Regions from separate parts of the Homo sapiens genome. Here region 2 is linked to region 1. Evidence: chromatin contacts called from ENCODE Hi-C data. All regions are on one chromosome and are shown on one strand. Each heading gives the region's core, a stretch centred on a gene start or an enhancer-like site at or near the end of the contact. The rest is flanking DNA. Distances are from core to core; before and after follow the strand shown. Region 1 has its middle 27 kb from the start of LINC02856. Region 2 overlaps RAB31 (RAB31, member RAS oncogene family).

Region 1 (2,700 bases), core at 145-2,644:
CACTCTGTTGCCCAGGTTGGAGTGTGGTAGCACAGTCATGGTTCGCTGCAGCCTTGAACTCCTGGACTCAAGTGATACTCCCTCCTTAGCCTCCCAAGTAGCTGGGACTACAGGTGCATGCCACCATGCTTGGCTGATTTTCGTATTCAAGTGTCAGTACCACACAATTTTAATCACTGTAGCTTTAAAATATATTAAAATATCTGATAGGGCCACTCTCCTCTTATACCATTTTTTTAAGATTTTGTCTGACCTTTATTGTTTGTTTGTCCTTCCTATGAAATTTAGAATTCATCAGTTTACTTTTAAAAATCCTGTTGATAGTTTTATTGGTAACATCAGTTTTGATCACTTATATTTTCTTAGAAAATTATCTATTCCACACACAGTAAATGTTTTTTTCACCAAAATCTCACTTATTAACTTACTGTTTAACAACAAATGTATGTTGACTCTCCTCTTGTTTTCTTGGTAACATTTGTACACAAATTGTCTATTTTCTTCAGCGAACCAGCTCTTGGATTTGTCTACCAAATGTGTTGTTTTATGTTTTCTAATTTATCCATTTTTTGCTCTTGACTTTATAATTTTTTCCCTTTGTTCCTTTTAGGAAAAAATAAATTAGAAGAAAAAAATCATTGTATATAAGAAATACCTGTTTTCAATGTAAATGAAGGTTTTATTTTTCATTTATTCACTGAATAATTTTTAAAGCCTCCATGTTCTGAATTTGGTACTAGCCAGTAAGAAAATAAAAATATCCTTTATATAGGGAAATAGAAATCATTCCAGCATATAAATGCTATCAGAGTCTCAGGAATGCTTTTCTGGAACATTCCAAAGCTGAATTGGCAGGCTCTGGCTTTTCTCTGGCTCGCATCCTCACCACCTGGATGGTTTCCCTAGTTATGATCTCCCTACCCATAATGGAACAAGAGTTCTTAGAACTGGGGTCGGCTGGGCACAGTGGCTCACGCCTGTAATCCCGTAATCCCAGCACTTTGGGAGGCTGAGGCATGGGGATCATGAGGTCAAGAGATGGAGACCATTCTGGCCAACATGGTGAAACCTGGTCTCTACTAAAAATACAAAAATCAGCCAGGTGTGGTGGCACACACCTGTAGTTCCAGCTACTCGGGAGGCTGAGGCAGGAGAATCGCTTGAACCCGGGAGGCGAAGTTTGCAGTGAGCCGAGATGGCGCCGCTGCACTTCAGCCTGGTGACAGAGTGAGACTCTGTCTCAAAAAAAAAAAAAAAAAAAAAGAGAGCTGGGGTTAATCATTCACCTGCATTGACCTGAGATGCCTTAGTCATGGTTAGTTCTCCCACACTTGTTCTTCAGAAACCTCTGAAACCACACCCTTGTGAGGTAAGAGGCCTTCCAGTCAACAAGTCATGCAGTTCTCTAGCTACCAGGGAAACCTGATTAGATACTAATAACAGGAACCTCTCGGCCAGATGGCATCCACTCACCTCTGTGCAGGGGTCAGGCATTTTAGTGTGCACTTCCTCAAACAGTCTAACCATTTCTCTTATGTGTTGTGCATGGTGTCAACCAGAACGAAAACTTCCCACTCTACAAGTGTATAAGGCAGTAAAAGATGCTGCTTTCACCTATGAGTTTCTGTAGCACACATGCTTCCTCTTCATGGCTTGATACCAGCACGGTGGATCCCACAAGGGCGTTTTAGCTTAGAGTCACTGCCCTCTAATGTTAGAGGTTAGAAATCACCCAGAGGCTGGTCCAACCTCTTTGCAAAGAGCAGATTGCTCAAGGACACAGGCATCTGGGAGAAGAGGGTGGTTACACACCCTTATTCCCAACACTTGCCATTCCCATCATGCCCCATATTTCTCATCTGTCAAAAACAGGAAGCAATAGCGTTATTGAATACTATTAGTGTGAGTACTAAAGAAGAAAATATATAATGTGCTTAGTGCAGTCACTATACAAAATTTAGGAAGTGTAGGCTTAAAAAATATTTTATTAAAAATGAGGTTTCACTGTGTTGCTCAGGTTGCACTAGAATTTCTGGGCTCAAGGGATCCTCCCACCTCAGCCTCCCACGTAGCCGGGACTCCAGGCACAACACCATGCCCTGCAGTGTAGGCTTACATTTTAAAAAACGTTTCATCTGGAATCTTCAACACTTCAATAGTCATGGTGTCCCTGTGTTCCTAGAACCAGATGGTAAAGAAAATAGAACAGTCTTGGGTTGCAAAAATTTAGGTATTTATCTCAGAAAACCAATGAGCTGGCTACATTTTTTTCTGCCTAAAAAATGTTCAGAGGTAGCAATCTGGCTGTAATCAGAGATGTATTTCATAGCAAACTTAGAGTTTTTACTTGGATATCATGTTAACTTGCATAGCATCTAAAACAGCACAGATTTTTATTCAATTTGCATAATATTGAGAAAAAGGTCAACTTTCCATACAAAAAATATCATTTTTGTGGATTACCGCTGGGAGGTGCTATGAAGGTAACAGGGTAGTTAAAGCCCTCTCTGGAATTCTTTTCTTCCACTACTGAACATCTTTGTGGTTTCTCTTAAAACAATTCAAAGCAGCAAACGTTTTTAACCAAAGCTTTAAATAAATTAAGCCCTGGGCCATTTTACAACTTATTTTCTACTCTCCCGCCTTCCAGCATGAGCTTAACAAGAAAATTTCAGTATCGAGTTCATAGAGTTTTTACCG
Region 2 (2,700 bases), core at 191-2,690, 98 kb after region 1:
TTGTTGTGTCTCTGCCAGGTTTTGGTATCAGGATGATGCTGGCCTCATAAAATGAGTTAGGGAGGAGTCCCTCTTTTCTATTGTTTGGAATAGTTTCAAAAGGAATGTTAGCAGCTCCTCCTTGTAGTGGGAGGTATCATTCTTAATCTGGAGGGATAGGAAGCTTGAAGGCCGTTGCAGGAGTCCAGGAATGAATCAAGTGTTAGTGCTTGGTTTTCACAGATTGGTGGTGCCTAGCGTTTTGTGTGGCAGCAGCCAAAACTTTGTGGTTCCTGATTTCATAATTATAGATTTACATGTGATTAATAAGTGTGACAATTCAAACAGCAGGGGTTGTCATTTCAGAATAAGTGGTTGTTCTCAGAGAGGAATCTCATATGAGGGATCCATTTCCCAGGAAGTAGATGGAACCAATTGCTGGGCATGAGTACGTCTCTGATATCGACTATACAAATGATTATACAATGAAACACTATCTGGCCCACAGGTAGGGTTTTACTGTACTTTATTTCAGGTTCTGGAGTCAGAATCGGGTTTATTCTAATGTCTCCCCGGCAGTCAATAATTTGAGCCCCTTTCATTACTGTTAAGGCTGCAGCGGCTATCTTCAGAGCCTGTCAGGCTATGAGTAACTTGAGCTATGCAACGTGAAACCAGAAAGCACTAGTAAAGTACTTGTGAGTTCTAGAAATTTGACTTTTTTTTTTTTTTTTTTTGAGAAATTTAGGCCAGTGTGGTGACTCAAGCCTATAACCCCAGCACTTTGGGAGGCTGAGGCCGGAGGATCATTTGAGCCTGGGAGTTTGCGTTAGCCTGCCCCACATAGCAAGACCTTGTCTCTGCAAAAAAACCCCTAACATTTAAAAATAGCAGGGTGTGGCGGTGCACACCTGTAGTCTCGGCTACTGGAGAGGCTGAAGCGAGAGGATCACTTGAGCTCAGGAGTTCGAGGCTGCAGTGAGCTATGATTGCACCACTGCATTCCAGCCTGGGTGACAGAGCAAGACCCTCTCTCTTAAAAAAATAAAGGAAAAATGTACACTTAGCAGGGAAGTTGATTTAACCTAGTGAGAGCCTTAAGAGGTTTTGACTAGGACTCAAAAGAGTTTGGTTCTGACTCTACCAACCAGCTATGTGACCTTGAGGAAGTCACACTGTTTCCTCTTTACCAAAACGAGGGGACTGGACAAGACGGCCTGTGGTATTCTCAGAATCTTACGAAATGGAATAATATATACATAGATGGGTTTCCGTCAGTGTGGCCCTAAAGACAGGCCTCTCTGATCCTGTCTCTCTCTTCCAAGGCTCCTTCTTCACCCAGTAGGCTTCATTCTCTTTTCTGAGTCCTACCTCTGTGTCTTCACATGCGACAGCCACTATTACCCTGGCACTTTCCTTGTGTGTGTGTCACAGCCCTAGCGAGTTTCCTGCGGGGAAGGGCATTCCCAGCGCGGAGTGACTCCTTAGCCTGGCTCCTGGCCTGTCCTCAGCAAACCGCGGGTAGGGTGTGCCCCTGGTGGCCAGCCGAGGAACAGCAGTCGCCCCTGGAGGTCGGGAACTGCATCCACTTGAGCGGTCCCAAGCCACGGGTCAGAGAGGATTCGATGGTGGTGTTCTTTGCAGAAATGTTTCCCTTTCTGAGACAAACTAAAACTTTGTCTATCCTTTCGTCCTGTTATTTCTTTCCTATCAAGTGTGTAAGAATGTACATTTGACAGTGCATTCTAAAAGAGGTGAGAGTTAAAATGTTTCAAAATAAAGAGACAGTGACTTTGTTGTTTGAAAAATCAGTGCTTATATCTAAATTTGAGCAGACTTGCTGCTGTAACTCTTCAGACAAGTTGGCGTTGACGCTTGAGCCCTTTGTAGAGGATGATGAGTAAAGCTGAACATTGAGCATTGTCAAGTGACTTCTTCCCTTTTCCGCCTTCAAGGGCGTTTTGGGGCTGGCCTTGCAGGATTGATTTGTTGGCTGCTTTGAGACTTGTGTCCATTGTTTTGAGCACATCCCTTGGGAGAGTAAATGATAGATTCCAAAGGGGTGCTTTTCAGACCAGCGCCCCCACCGAGAAGATGCACCCTCAGCCCTGTGCCCCAGGGGCACGTGAGGGAACTGAGCAAGCACCTGCAGCCTAAGGAGGAAGGCCCCGGGGCACACAGAAACCAGGCGAGGTTTGTCACTGGGTGATAGGGTAAGCCTGGGTATCAAGGAATGAAAAAAAGGAGCAAATCGAGGAGTTGTCTCCTGAGCTCAGAGGGGCCACAGGTGGGGCAGCCCCATCACCACTGTGTGCTGGTCCTCCTGCCGTGTGCCTGGCCCTGCTTAAGAACTCCTGGAGGCCAGGGAGGGTGGAATGGTATCTCCCCGCCAATGGGGTCTAGCCTGCTGTTGGCATGGGAAAGGGAGGGTTTGGGGAATGCCTGTTGGGCGAGTGAAGAATGAGTGAATGAACGATTGAATGGAATAGCCCTGAGAAGGAGAATTCCTAAACTGTGATGGAGAAAGGTAGAAATGAGCGTGGTCGGTGTTGGGGAGAGGTCCCCACCCTGCCTCCTTGGCAGTTTGTAGGAATCAGCTGGCCTCATGAAAGTGTGCTGCCTGCTGTAAGGGGCAATTTCCTAATCTTCAAGGGCAGGGCAGGGCAGGCTGTCACAGTTCCTCAGTGTCCAGTTTCTTGGGGGCTACGTGGGCTACAGTCT

What was found. A loop is a pair of places that touch in the nucleus more often than their neighbours do. Pooled maps may share reads with other maps.
Region 2: a loop to region 1 is called in a map with no recorded cell type, with 8 times the contacts of the local background. The contact joins two enhancer-like sites. A Hi-C loop is called at or near these places in 31 of 168 maps with a recorded cell type or tissue (Calu3, HCT116, HepG2 and 17 more), 10 of 37 single-sample maps with no recorded cell type and 29 of 50 pooled maps.

What each region holds. Positions count from the first base shown.
Region 1 is chr18:9,671,982-9,674,681 of GRCh38, forward strand. No RefSeq gene overlaps it. Among named protein-coding and RNA genes, the nearest start is that of LINC02856, 27 kb to the left of the region's middle. RefSeq lists an enhancer at 1,420-1,469. Within about 2 kb of position 1,395, at least 16 of the 41 ENCODE cell types and tissues checked have a DNase peak (open chromatin) inside an H3K27ac peak, as active enhancers do; they include heart right ventricle, where a contact is called at or near this core.
Region 2 is chr18:9,770,156-9,772,855 of GRCh38, forward strand. All of the region lies in intron 1 of RAB31 (RAB31, member RAS oncogene family), which reads left to right. Among named protein-coding and RNA genes, the nearest start is that of RAB31, 63 kb to the left of the region's middle. RefSeq lists an enhancer at 1,210-1,259. Within about 2 kb of position 1,441, at least 19 of the 41 ENCODE cell types and tissues checked have a DNase peak (open chromatin) inside an H3K27ac peak, as active enhancers do; they include heart right ventricle, where a contact is called at or near this core.